Regions from separate parts of the Homo sapiens genome. Here regions 2 and 3 are each linked to region 1. Evidence: chromatin loops called from intact Hi-C (ENCODE). Cell type or tissue: IMR-90. All regions are shown on one strand.

Region 1 (5,000 bases):
AACTTGGCCTTTTTAACATCCCCAAACAAATCACAAAAGAAAGCTACAAAGAGGTAAAAATTGGACTATTTAAATTATCTTGTTTCCTCCTGAATAACGAGAAGGCTTTGTGCGTGTGTCATCCTTCAAGTCAACAGCTAGTTATTTGGAAAGAAACTATAATCCAGATATGTTGAACAAAATAGTGATGTGAAATGAAAGTATTTTCCCACAAGTCATTAAGTGTGTCATGTGCAAACCATTATCTATGTCTCCTTCAAGGGTGTGGGTCTCATTTCTTAAGGGAAAAAGACAGTTGGGAACCCACTGCATGTATGTACTGGGGAGAAACCATTTTATTCACCTGCTGTTTACTCTGTGCCATACCAACATTCTTTGCACATTATTAATAATCACTACAGCCTTATGAGTAAGAAACCAATATTATTTGCATTTTTAGTTGATGAAACTGAGTCTTTGGGAGGTAAAGTAACTTGCCACAGATGCCAGTTTAAGTAAGATTTTTTTCTTCACTCATGGTACCACTAGTAAGTAGAAGAGCAGGGATTGGAATGTAGGTTTGTCTGACTCCAAAGTCTGTGTATGGTAGAGGTACATCCAATGACACCCACCTTTGACTTCTATTGTCTTCTTATATTTAATATTCACGCATATATATATATCTGTCTCACATAATTTACCAACCAAATTGGTACACTTTGAGAGTGACAGTAGGTACTATCAAAATTATGCTGGTTATTCCTTTTCACAATTGCCAAGAAAGAACAACAAGGATTTTATTTTTTTTTAAGTTCACCAGGTGGTTCTGACAAGTAGGCAAGGTCATGCATCACTTTCTAAGAGCCTCCTTTTACTTATTCTAAACAAACTATCCCAGCAGTTCAATCAATAAACAATCATGTACTGGGCACTCATTATATAGTAGATACTGGGTGCAGAGGATATAGCCCTAAATACAACAAATCCTGATCTTATAGCACTAAAGGCAGTTAAAGCCTTAATTTCCAGATAGGTCAATCCTGGGAGAAACACTGACTGTAGGATAAACTCTTGTGGTTTATGAGGAACAAGTCCCGAGATTTTCACAAATTTTCAAATGTTTGAAGAGAGAACAACAAAGCCAAGGTGAAGGTTCATTCATTAGCTAAGTATAAGAGGTTTTCAAGTATATCATGGAATAGTTAAAGCCAAGACTGTAAAATTTGTGAAAATAAAATTTCTGCTAAGTTCACAATAAAATAAAAATTTGTTATTACCTTATTTTTTATGTTGCCTGTTCCCTGACTGACAGCTGATATTCAAAACATATCTTTACATTTGCTGCTTTCTTATTTGTTTGTGTAATTATTTGATTTATCTTTCCTCCTGGATTAGATGGCCCAAGAGAGTGACAACTACATGTTTCTTTTCACCATTGCATCGTTAGTGCCTAGCACTGTGCCTTACACATAGTAGGCAGTCATAAACCATCTGTTGAATGAATGAATGCATGAATGAATGAATGAGAGAGACACTTGTCCTAGTCATCATATGAGAATATTCACATTCTAAAGAATTTAGAGCACCTACAGGTAGTACCTTTGGGAAACTTCATGTTTCCCCTAATGAGTTTAGTATTACTAAATCATTTATGGAAGGCAAGAAAACCTGTCACAGACTTTGTTAAATTAATATTTTTCACAGGAATGAAACGTTATAAATTAAAGGTGGCTTTTATTTTAAGAGAAAGCCAAAGGTCACACAGTAAATAAGAAGACAATGAACATATTTGCATATAAATTTTGGTGTTAATTCCTGGGAAAATAGCCATTGCCAAAATTCTTTCCAGAGAAGCTGTGAGTTTACATTCATTTGGATGAGATTTTTTCCACTTTGAGTGTGTGACTGTTGTGTATGTTGAGTAGCATTCTTTTTCTCTGCTTCTTGTGCTTTTAGGGGGCCAAAGATCTGTATAAATTCCTTGGTTATAGATGGCCTTCATGTAGTGGTTTTCTTAAATGCTGGTTGTTTGTAGATTGTAGCAACAGTGTACTACATGTGTGAGCAGGCTTGTTGTCTCTTACAGAGATGGGAGGTGGAGGTCTCTGGAACTTTGTTCCTCAGTGCTGTGCACGTGTGTCAGCAGGAATTATATTGGCTTTTGCAGTTCACCCTACTGGCCTGTAGGTGGCACTTTCAAGTATGAGCTGCCTGAGTGCTCTATAATGGTGTCAGGAGAAGTTGTGATGACACATATAGGTTGACCTTCAGGCTAATAGGTGGCACTTGCAGGCGGGAGGTAGTTGTGGTGGTGGCCGTGGAAATTTTACTTGACCTTTGTTAATGAGGGGAAGTACGAGAGTATCCTTGGCAATGGGCTGGACCCTGGAGTTTCCAGGGGTTCCTGTCCTGTGCTCTGCCACCCAGGCAGCTGGAGGAAGCAAATCTGGGTGGGGCTGGGACAGACAAACCTGTGACCATGCTCTCTGAGGCGAGCACAAGCCCCAATCCTGGCACGGCTATAGGCAGACTCTCAGGCAGCTGGGGCCAAGGGGCTGAGTTGCCTCTCCTGTACCACAGAGTCTGCTTAAGGCAAATTGGGTGGCCTGGGGTTTTCAGCCCAGCAGGCAGCAGTGGGACTGGCCCAGCTCCCACACCCCTGGTGCAGCAGGTCTCCCTCCAACATTCTGCTGCTGACAGCAGGCCAAAATGGTTAGGCTAGACTCAAGCTATCTGCATTCAGATCACTTAGTCATTCCAGGTGTTTTGGGCTGTGAGACTCCCTTGAACAGAAACCATGGCTATCAGGCCTCACCCTTCCCAGTCTAGTCTTATGAAGGGAGGGGTACCCATCTCCCATGCCACTACATGAACCTGTGCTACACTTTTCTCTTTGTTCTGAGTGGGGGGGTTCCTCCCTGACTCAAGATCACCACGAGCAGGCTTTGTCTGCCAGTCTAAAGGTCTACACGGGTCATGGAACTCTCCTGTAGCTAGGATCTCAGAGGTCTATGGCAGGAATGTTATGCCCTGAGGTTCCTTCACTCATCCCTTCCTTGGATCTGGGTCCAGGTCTGGAGGCTGGTCCTGGCACCCAGCAATGCTGAGCAGGCAGCCCTGCTCTCTCTCTCTTCACTCATGGTGTCTTCTGTTGCCTCTTTATTGAATTTTAGTGTTCTCTTTCAAAAAATCTTTTCAACGTGTGAATGTTTACCTGATATTTTGGTTCATCTTTGTGGCAGAGGCTCATCCTGGCTGCCATCTGGAACCCTTCCCTCCAAAATGTTCTAATTTTTTTCCTTGCTCTGTTTTTCTGTGTTCCTCCACCACCCCCCTTTCACTCTCTCTCTCTCTGTGTGTGTGTGTGTGTGTGTGTGTGGTGAGTGGTGTATATGTGAGTGTGTGTGTTTCTTCTTTATGTAATCTCATAATGTGGAATTGCTGCTTTGGAGAACAAAACTTTCTCTCTCTTGTTTCATCTCTTATCCCAGTAGGAGAGCTAGTTACTTCTATTTTCTTTTATCCTGTTTCTAATGGGTCTTAAGGTTCTAATAATAACACTTACAGTGTTATTTGAAAAGGAATCAGAAGAAAATAACAAGTGTGATGTTCACTTGTTCTGAATCTTGTATATGAGGGTTTATCAAAGTTGAAGAGATCATTTTCTCTGGTGGAGCTGGCCTAACTTGGAGAAAATACGTTAGTCAATGTTTGGCTGCATATTGACAAGTGTTCCCTGCTAGATTGTACAAAGAGGTTTTTGGTTTTAGTTTCACAGAGATGAAAAGAGATATTTTATCTCTAAATTTTTAGATATCACTTAAATTTTAGACACAGGGAATCTTGAGATTAAATGATACACAAGGCAATGTATATCCTTGTGACAATAGCCAACACAATGCCTGACACATAAAAAGTGTCAGTAGATACAAGTTTTCTTCTGTACAAAACATAAAGCATAAAAAGTATTAATATCTTTTTTGAGGTCATAAAACATGACAAAGAATTTCGGTTTTAGAATAGTATTGCCAGGCCAAGCATTGCTGCTCAGTACATGCTAGTTGTGTGATCTTAAGTTAAATAATCTTTCTGTACCTTGTTTCCTCAATTTAAAATAAATCCAATTCTGTAGCAGTTTGTGTTACGTTTGGAATATACAAAGAAAGCCCAAAATAACAGTTGCATATTTCCTTCTTATGTAAAAAACCTACAAAGGCGGAAAAGCCAGGGAAGGTATAGTGGCTTCTGCTATCATCAGGAATCCAAGCTATTCCTATTCTGCATCCTTAGCAAGTGACTTCTATACTTAAAATCACACTACAGTCCAAGGCAGCTGTTAGAGCTCCAATTATTTTGTATATATTCTATGCATCAATACCCTTTAATGAAATTGGGATTCTTTTTCTAAGGATGAATGAGAGAATTGCTAATGTGGAGGAATATAGAAATAGTTGCCATACATTACGTCTTTTTTTGCAGGGTTGGTAGGATAATTAAACAGGATGATGTGTGTAAGATGTCAAGGACAATGTATGGAACATAATAATAGAACACATAAATGATAATTACTGTTGACAAATATTATAAAGCAAATCAGTCACAGAGTCAAAACTTACGTCTAGGACTCCAGATCCCCTCTACATTTCATTTCTCATGTATTAACTAAAGATGAATGAGAAAAAAGTAGTGGAGTATTTACCAGAGGCTAATATATAGTCTTTAATAGGGTAAACATATACTTGATCCTCTCAAGACCTGGAGGTTTACAGGTTCAGAAAGCTGACTTTGTTGATATATGGCTGTGAATGTGTCTCCTAGAACAAACTCACAGTAAACAAGTACATGGAGATTGATGTATGGTTACTAGGATGTCAATTATTAATTTACACTGAGAAGCATAACTTCTAAAGGAAAGGATACTGTAATCTTTTGCCCAGATATCCATTCCATGATGGTGACCTAAGCATAACTCAAAATTTTATTTGAGGATTATTAGTGAATATAATGACAAAACAAATAAA
Region 2 (5,000 bases), 50 kb after region 1:
CACTCCCTGACTATCTCTCTGATCCCAAAAGTCACTTTTTCTCCCTTGCTCACATTGCTTCATCTACAATGATCTTCTTGTTGCTTGAAGACACCAGATATCCTCCCAGCATAGTGTCTTTGCTTTGGCCATTTCCTCTGCCTTTAATGCTTTCATTAAAAATATCCTCAAAGCTTACTTCTTTCAAATTTTTGCCTAAATGTCACTTTCTCAATACATCCTGCCAGACCACCCTATTTAAAAAGGCAACTACCACTCTACTCTTTCTGTTACCATTTCCTGCTTTTATCAGGAAAACTTATCTAAAATAATTTATATTTTACTTATTTATTTTATTTATTCTCTGTTTTCCCCCAGTGGAATCTGTGATAGAATGCAAGCTCTATGAAGGCATGGGTTCTGAACCGTATGCTTCACTGCTATCTTCCCAGTGCCTATGATAGTATAGGTAATAATATTTATTGAATGAGGTATGCATGAATGACTGACAAAAAGGAAAATTAAATTATAAATTTCCAGGAAATTTGCATAAGTAATGAGGAGCCAAATGTTAATCCCCAAGACAATGGGGAAAATGTCTCCAGAGCACGTCAGAGGTCTTCAGGCAGCCCCTTCCATCACAGATCTGGAGGCTTAGGAGGAAAAAGTGGTTTCGTGGGCCAGGCCTCGGGTCCCTGAGCTGTGTGCAGCCAGGGACTTGGTGCCCTGCATCCCAGCCACTCTAGTTATGGCTGAAATGGGTCAACATAGAACTCAGACTGTGGCTTCAGAGGATGCAAGCCCCAGGTCTTGGCAGCTTCCATGTGGTGTTGAGCCTGTGGGTACTCAGAAGTCAGGAATTGAGGTTCAGGAACCACCTAGATTTCAGAAGATGTATGAAAATGTCTGACGTCCAGGCAGAAGTTTGTTGCAGGAGTGGGGCTTTCATGGAGAACCTCTGCTAGGGCAGTGCAGAAGGGAAATGTGGGGTTGGAGTCCTCACACAGAGTCCTTACTGGGGCACTGCCTAGTGGAGCTGTAAGAAGAGGGCTGCTGTCCTCCAGACGCCAGAATGTAGATCCACTGACGACTTGCACTGTGTGCCTGGAAAAGCGGTAGACACTCAACACCAGCCTGTGAAAGCAGCTGAGAGGGAGGCTGTACTCTTCAAAGCCACACAGGTGGAGCTGCCTAAGACCATGGGAGGTCACCTCTTGCAGTAGCGTGACCTGGATGTGAGACATGAAGTCAAAGGAAGTTTAATATTTGACTGCCCTGGTGGATTTTGGACTTACATGGGACCTGTCACCCCTTTGTTTTGGCCAATTTCTCCCATCTGGAATGGCTGTATTTACCCAATTCCTGTACACCCGTTGTATCTAGGAAGTAACTAACTTGCTTTTGATTTTACAAGCACATAGGTGGAAAGGAGTTGCCTTGTCTTGGAAGAGACTTTGGACTGTGCACTTTTGAGTTAATGCTGAAATAATTTGAGACTTTAGGGGACTGTCAGGAAGGCATGATTGGTTTTGAAATGTGAAGTTATGAGATTTGGGAGGGGCTGGGGCAGAATAATATGGTTTGGCTCTGTTTCCCCACACAAATTTCATCTTCACTTGTACTCCCATGATTCCCATGTGTTGTGGGAGGGACCTTGTGGGAGATAATTGAATCATGGGGGCAGTTTCCCCTATACTGTTCTCATGGTAGTGAGTAAGTCTCACAAGAGCTGATGGTTTGATAAGGGGAAACTTGTTTTGCTTGGCTGTCATTCTCTCTTTGCCTGCTGCCATCCTTGTAAGATGGGACTTGCTTCTCCTTGCCTTCTGCCATGATTGTGAGGCTTCCCCAGCCATGTGGAACTGTAAATCCAATTAAACCTCTTTCTTTTGTAAATTGCACAGTCTCGGGTATGTCTTTATCAGCAGCATGAAAACGAACTAATACAGTTACATGGAAGATACTTATTTTTTTAAGATATTTGCCTTTCCTTTGCATTGTCACATTCTTCTTAACAAGCCATCCCATCCTTACCTTCACGATGTAGACACTGATTAGACTAAGATGATAATAGTAATTATCAGATTCACTTGCCACTTTACTCATCAGTTTTAGCCAATGATCATGGGAGAGAGTCTTCTGGAGACTTCTGAGAACGATTTCTTTAGTATTAATAAAACACTGGAAAACATAGTCTCTTTTTCTGTGGACAGTGGTCTGGATGTGATACCTGACAATGCTCCAACCATATGGCAGGCATGAGAGAAGCTAAGCCAACATTTCAAAAACTGTGGTCCAGTGATTCAGTGGTAGACTGGAAAGGTCGAAATAAGTAGGTCCTTGAGCCATTGTGTCCTTTGAGCTACTGAATTAGCCTTTTTAGTGTCAGAAATTCTTTTTATGTGAGATTAATTTGTTATCATTTAAGCCACTTTGAGTTAGGTTATAGACTTTCTGAGGCTGAAATCCTCCTATCTGCTATACTTGGTTTCATTAGTTTTTCTTCCAAAACTGAGTCTAAGAATTTCTGAAATTGTTATAGCATTTACTTAGGTTTGACTGTTTATAAATACTGTGTGTGTCTCTCTGTGTGTGTACACATGTGTGTGAGTGTATATATATGATGAATCTAAAGAAGTTACTACTAACAAATACTTTAGTGTTACTTAGATGTTTGTGTTCTTTTAAATAATGCTCCTTTCTGTATGTACCATTTATATAAAATAAGTGTGAGAGTTAATAAGTTAGATTTGTAAGGAGCAAAAAAGAGAGAGATCGATTGGGTAAAACAAAGTATTATTTTCTCAATAATCCACACTTAGAGAAAGCCTAAACAATTGGTCCTTATAATCATGGAAGAAACACCCTTGTTCATTTCCTGAAAGCTATGCTAGTTACAGTCATAACCAGTTACTGTGGGTTTAGTGTTACATTCTTAAACTGATTAGGTCATGGGAAATGATTCAGCTCATAGTACTGAAGCCTTATAACTACTCTGAAAACGCTTTTGTTCACATATATTGAAGAATTGGCATGGGCTTATACATATTTAACAAAAATTGTTTGCAATTATCTTTTGTGTAATTTGAATAAGAAGGTGTCACACACACAAAAAAGAAAATGAACCTCAGTGGGCTTATGTGCTTATTCCTTATTAGTCAGTGACAGATCCATATACAAGTAATCCTGGCTCAACTCAGTGATGATTTAGGAGTTCTTTCCAGCCACCATCTTCTTTGAGACCAGTTATAGCAAATTTTGGAGCCAGTTTTTATTTGTTAGCTCTCTCTTTCCCTTTGCCTCCCTGCCTTGAGACAGAATTTTTCTGACTTTAGTTTTTAATCTTGACTTTGCTGTAGTTATTGTATCCACTCCCCCTTTGTACCAACACAAAGCTTTATAACAGCTTTGAGCACATTCAATTCTGTTCCCATGTTGGTTCCTTGAACACCAGCCAAGACCTCAGCTTTTCGACCTCAGGTGAAATTTGGATCAAACATCTACCTCTAGATGATATCTTTAGTGATCACCCAGAAACACAGTTTATAATTTTAAAACATCTTAGGGAAAATATATGAGGTAGAATGCTGCACATTGCATCTTATTCTACAGATTTATTGCCACATTCCTTTTGGGACCATCCTAATTTTGGATCTTGGCAGTCATAAAGTGAAGAGAGAAACTATGGTGTAATATACTTTTGAATAGCATTCACATTATTATAGAAAAACTTTCCCTATATCATTTAATTTTCTTAACAAACTCAGGAATATAATTATCCCCATTCAGCAGATAAGGAAACTGGCTCAGAAAGCTTCACAATTTGGTCAAGACCCCATAGCTTGTAAGTCTCAGAAGTGCCACTAGAAACCAGATGTTTTACCTCCAAATCTCATGCTCTTCATTAACAACTTACTTTTTCTTTATTTCATGCTTAAAAACCCCTTATTTAAATAATCTGATGGCACATTTGAGAGACTGAAAAGGTCGTACATGAAGTTAATAGTGTATACTTAGTGGAGCTAGGCTTTGAGCACAATATACGCTTATTTTTTAAAAGGTCAAATTTGACTACATAATGGTCAAGTGGAATAAATCACCCTCTGGGCCCCTTGTTAACATGCAAACAGATTGGCATTTCTCTGGCTGGAGTTTTCCTAGACAGAAATACACCAAAAATCTGAAGGCTGTAAAAGAGGCATCACTAAGAAGAGCTGACAATCAGTTTCGATGTGTGGGATACAGTGTGATAGCAGAAGACAGACAGGGACGAGATGGTAGAATATTTTAACAACTTCAGAGTGTTACAAAGAGAGCTGAAGGAAAGCCCAAGTCAGCCTTCCAAGTCTAATTGATCAGAGGAAAATTCTAGATGAAGGCAGAAGGGAAGTCATTATGGATCTTTAGGTTAGAGGGAAACAGTGAAGCCAAATTTAAAAAGATCAATATTATGCAGTACTATTGCAAGGTAATTCCTTTCTTCAATATCATCTCTCAACCTTCTATCTATCTATATATGTAAATATATTGGAATGATTTACTAGATATTCCATCAGATCTTGTGGTCTCCGTGCGCAGAAAAACATCTTTTGCACAGACTTGAAATGTCAACTTGATTCCTTCAGATAAATCAGATTAAAAACAAAAACTGAGCATGATTAATAGCTCCAGAAACTAATGGCAAAGTGAAGATAAGCTGCAAAATGATTTGAGAAATTGCCAGGTAACATATTTCACTGTGTTCTGTGAAAATAATGGAAAGGTAAAAGCTGAAAAGTGGGGAAGCAATGCAAATAAGGAATTAAAAAGTAAAAAATCAGCTGTATTGACTTAGTAATTCTAGGAATTTATTCTAAGGAAACAATTCAACATAAGCTCAAAGGTTTCTGCACAAAGATTTTTTCCTTCAATGTTATAGAAAACAGAAAAAAAAAAAAACCTCAACAAAAAAGAACAAACCAACCACGGGAGAATAGTTTAATAAATTACAGCATAGCAATATTATGGAAATGTGTTAAATT
Region 3 (5,000 bases), 160 kb before region 1:
AAACAAGTGACTATACTAACATTACCATCATTACCATGAAGGATACTTCATCCATGCCTTCATAGAACTTATATTCTATCCAAAACTGCCAACTGGGCAGCTGACACTGGGACCTATCCTTTCAACCAGTGGTTTCCAGCGGAACATTGGAAACAAAGTATTGTAACTCCCATATATATTTCTAACATAAAAATACAATTGGCCAGGCGCAGTGGCTCATGCCTGTAATCCCAACACTTTAGGAGGCTGAGGCGGGTGGATCACCTGAAGTCGGGATTTTGAGAGCAGCCTCACCAACATGGTGAAACCTTGTCTCTACTAATAATACAAAAATTAGCCTGGCATAGTGGCACACGCCTGTAATCCCAGCTACTTGGGAGGATGAGGCAGAAGAATCCTTTGAACCTGGGAGGTGGAGATTGCAGTGAGCTGCAACCATGTGCCATTGCACCCCAGCCTTGGCAAAAAGAGGGAAACACCGGCTCAAAAATAAATAAATAAATAAATAAACTAATTAAATTGAAAACTTCCACTATTATTTAATATATGAAACAACATTGGTGTGCCCATCAGATCTAATATCAGATGTTCATCTGTTATGTACAGTGTGCTAGTAAGTCCCTATAAGATAGTTAAGGCACAGCATATTCCCTTTTTCACATCTGCCTGCTTAAACTGACTTGAGCATCTTATCTGAATTAATCAGGCTAACACTCATAAAATGAACAAGTAGTTTAAAATATACTTGCAAAGAAACAAGGATTTGCAAATACTAATGATGCAAACATAAGAAAATGGCAGTTTTTTTATAATTACCCTATTCTGACTTCTGTCAAACATGTTGACAGAAGTTTTTAAAAACAGATGTTTTGAAATGGTTCCATCACTATAATATTTTTTTTAGTCCTAGACATCAATAAAGCAAATGTTTCAGTTAAAATTTGTCTATTAAAATTGTCATCCCTAATACCAATTGATAATTATTCTAAATCCTTCTAAAGCTGTGACACTTTCATACTTTTAACAAAAATGTGTCAAAATCTACTGAAATTCTTTAAGATTTTAAAACACATCAGAAAATTTTGTTTCCAAATGTTGAAAATTTACAGTCATGAAAATTATCAGTAACAGGGACTCTAACATTACTTTTGGCAACAAAATCATAATAATGAAGAATATTTTACATTATTTTCAAATGATATCTTCTTAAAATATATTTTGGGTAGGGCACAATTTTATGACATTAATAAAGTATTTAATCGCTTAATATTTCACATTTTATAACAAATGTAGTACAGTGATACATGTATATATAATTTTCAAAATGTACCTATAGATAATTTAGAATACATAATAAAAAATTTAGACATCCAAGTCTAATCCATCAAGATGATTTGTAATTTTGAAAAGAGTACTTTGCATGGAGTTGAATGATTTGATGATTAACCAAATATGGAAATATTATATTCCAGCAACATTAAAAAACAAAAAATGTTTCCATTTTTGCCCTTTGTTTACTGTAGAAATCTATATACGTACAATTACCTCCATTTGCTGTCAGAAAGGAACCAGGCAAATTTTACTGAATTGGTATTTTGCCAAATCCATCAGAGTGTCACATCTTTCCTCAGAAAGAAACCAACTTCCCTATGTCAGTTCCAAGGAATAGCTATAGTTTTCTGCCTATTAACTGGACTGAACCATGCATTTAAAAAGTCGAATTGTAATAAAATGCAAAACTGCCAGGAAATAGTTACAGTGGTTACAGCCAAGCAACTTCCAGCATTTTACTGAAGGAACTGGAAGTTTACATGTGAAAATGGAGGGTCATAAATCTGTTTATTTCCAGTGCTGAAAGGACATTACATTAAAACCAAAATACACACTCCAGAATTAGCTAAGAAAACAGCAATTTACTGCACAGCAAAGTAGTCAAAGTCCCTGGGCTCATTCCTCACTTACTTACTCATAAACTCAAACCGTAAAGTTGGAAAAAAATCTTAAGAGTTCATCTAATCCACTCCTCAGCTCATGTTCCTCACTATACTCAACAGAGGTGAGGCACACCATGCAGCATTTCAAAGCTTCGGTCCTCCAGGCTTTGGGGAACCCCTGCAGTCAGAACACTCAGGATTTCCCTTGATAGCTAATTTTGTTTTTAGTAGTTTTGAAAGTTAGAACATCACTGTTTTTAACTCTGAGCCCTATCTTGGCCTCTATAGGCTTACACAAGATTAAAACATAAATAAATAAATAGAATAAAATATAAAAGTCTAATCTCTTTTCCACTAAATCATCCAACATATATGGCCTGAGGGCCCACCATAGCCTCTAAGGACACAAAGGTAACACTTCAAAGAACACATCAATAAAACAATACCACATGATATATTACATAACATTCTTTATTTTACAAGTATTTATTGAAGGCTTATTATTGGTCATATATCGTGTAATACATAGGGAATCAAATGGTTAGTAAGATGGAGTTGATCCTTGCCCTAATGAAGTTTAAAGACCAGAGAGGAATACAAACAGGCAATTATGACACAGAATACTAAGCCTTATTATATTCAGGGATCTTCTGACACATGTATCTGCAATTTTGTACTCACTGAATCTTCTCTTCCATAATAAAAGCATGTTGATGCAAAATTACTCAGATAAAAGAACTCATTAGTAATTTTTAAAATTCCATATTAAATATATATACATATATATTTTAAATTTTTTAAGTTCCAGGGTACATGTGTAGGATGTGCAGGTTTCTTACATAGATAAACATGTGCCATGGTGGTTTCCTGCACCTATCAACTCATCACCTAGGTATTAACCCATTTATGCCAGAGGTTGCAATTTGTTGAATGTGAAAAATCAGACCTTGGCAATGACCTTGAGCAGGATATAAAGAACTTCCACATGCTTAGCATTCCAGAAATGGAACACTAGGCATAAATGGGTTAAGCCCAGAATGCATTAGCTATTTTTTCTAATGCTCTCCCTCAGCTTGACCCCCCACCCCCTGACTGGCCCCAGTGTGTGTTATTCCCCTCCCTGTGCCCATGTGTTCTATTGTTCAGCTCCCACTTATAAGTGAGAACATGTGGTGGTTGGTTTTCTGTTCCTGCATTAGTTTGCTGAGGATAACAGCTTCCAACTCCATCCATGTCCCTGAAAAGGACAGGATCTCATTCCTTTTTATTGCTGCATAGTATTCCATGGTGTTTATGTTCCACATTCTCTTTTTCCAGTCTATCACTGATGAGCATTTGGGTTGATTCCATGTCTTTGCTATTGTGAATAGTGCTGTAATAAACATACATGTGCATGTATCTTTGTAATAGAATGATTTCTATTCCTTTGGGTCTATATGCAGTAATGATATTTCTGGTTCTAAATCCTTGAGGAATCACCACACTGTCTTCCACAGTGGTTGAATTAGTTGACATTCCCACCAACAGTGTAAAAGCGTTCTTATTTCTCTACAACCTCACTAGCATGTTGTTTGACTTTTTAATAATCACCATTGTGACATGAGATGGTATCTCATTGTGATTTTGATATGCACGTCTCTAATGGTCAGTGATGTTGAGCTTTTCTTCATGTTTATTGGCCACATGAATATCTTCTGGGAAGTGTCTGTTCATGTTCTTTGCCAACTTTTTAATGGGGCTCCTTTTTTCTTGTAAATTTGTTAAGTTCCTTGTAGATTCTGGATGTTAGACCTTTGTCATATGGATAGATTGAAAAAATTTTCTCCCATTCTGTTGGTTGCCTGTTCACTCTGACAGTAGTTTCTTTTGCTGTGCAGAGCTCTTTAGTTTAATTAGATCTCATTTGCCAATTTTTGCTTTTGTTGTAATTGCTTTTGGTGTCTTTCTCATAAAATCTTTGCCCATTCCTATGTCCAGAATGATATTGCCTATATTCTATTCCAGGGTTTTATAATTTTGGGTTTTACATTTAAGTCTTTAATCCATCGTAAGTTGATTTTCGTATATGGATTAAGAAACAGGAACAGTTTCAATTTTCTGCATATGGCTAGCCAGATATACAGTAGGATTAATTGAATAGAGAGTCCTTTCCCTATTGCTTCTTTTTGTCAGCTTTGTCAAAAATAAGAGAAGAATCAAACAGACACAATAAAAAATGATAAACAGGATACCACCACTGATCTCACAGAAGTACAAACAACCAACAGCAAATACTACAAACACCTCTATGCAAAGAAACTAGAAAATCTAGAAGAAATGGATAAATTCCTGGATGCATACACACTCCCAAGACTGAATCAGGAAGAAGTTGGATCCCTGAATAGATCAATAACAAGTTATGAAAGTGAGGCAGTAATAAATAGCCTACTAATGAAAAAAAGTCCAGGACCAGATGGATTTACAGTTGAATTCTACCAGAGGTACAAAGAGGAGCTGATACCCTTTCTTCTGAAACTATTCCAAACAATTGAAAAGGAGGGACTCCTCCCTAACTCATTTTATGAGGCCAGCATCATCCTGATACCAAAACCTGGCAGAGATACGACAACAAAAAGAAAACTTCAGTCCAATATCCCTGATGAACTTCGACGCAAAAAATCTCAATGAAATACTGATAAACCAAATCCAGCAGCACATCCAAAAGCTTATCTACCACAGTCAAGTTGGCTTCATCCCCAGGATGCAAGGCCGGTTCAACATATGCAAATCAATAAACGTCATTCATCACATAAACAGAACTAAAGACAAAAACCACATGATTATCTCAATAGACACAGAAAAGGCCTTCGATACAATTCAACATCGCTTCATGTTAAAAACTCTCAATAAACTAGGTATTGAAGGAACGTATCTCAAATAATAAGAGCTTTTTATGAGAAACCCACAGATAATATCATACTGAATGGGCAAAAGCTGGAAGCATTCCCCGTGAAAACTGGCACAAGACAAGGATGCCCTCTCTCACCATTCTTATTCAATATAGTATTGGGAGTTCTGGCCAGGGCA

Evidence for each region. Peaks named below come from ENCODE experiments on the same cell type or tissue, not always from the same donor. Only the 100,000 strongest peaks of a DNase experiment are listed, where the experiment ranks them.
Region 2: a loop joins it to region 1, with 6 times the contacts of the local background. A loop is called at or near these places in 14 of 110 quality-filtered maps.
Region 3: a loop joins it to region 1, with 2.9 times the contacts of the local background. A loop is called at or near these places in 10 of 110 quality-filtered maps.

Annotation. Positions count from the first base shown.
Region 1 is chr11:88,482,807-88,487,806 of GRCh38, forward strand. No RefSeq gene overlaps it. Among named protein-coding and RNA genes, the nearest start is that of GRM5-AS1, 19 kb to the right of the region's middle. In IMR-90, a CTCF peak has its summit at 2,141 (motif pointing right); a DNase peak (open chromatin) is centred at 265; H3K27ac peaks cover 4 bases.
Region 2 is chr11:88,533,195-88,538,194 of GRCh38, forward strand. All of the region lies in intron 8 of GRM5 (glutamate metabotropic receptor 5), which reads right to left. Among named protein-coding and RNA genes, the nearest start is that of GRM5-AS1, 31 kb to the left of the region's middle. In IMR-90, no CTCF peak of the experiment used is centred here; a DNase peak (open chromatin) is centred at 2,917; H3K27ac peaks cover 2,324 bases.
Region 3 is chr11:88,318,424-88,323,423 of GRCh38, forward strand. All of the region lies in intron 2 of CTSC (cathepsin C), which reads right to left. Among named protein-coding and RNA genes, the nearest start is that of CTSC, 17 kb to the right of the region's middle. In IMR-90, no CTCF peak of the experiment used is centred here; a DNase peak (open chromatin) is centred at 1,958; H3K27ac peaks cover 470 bases.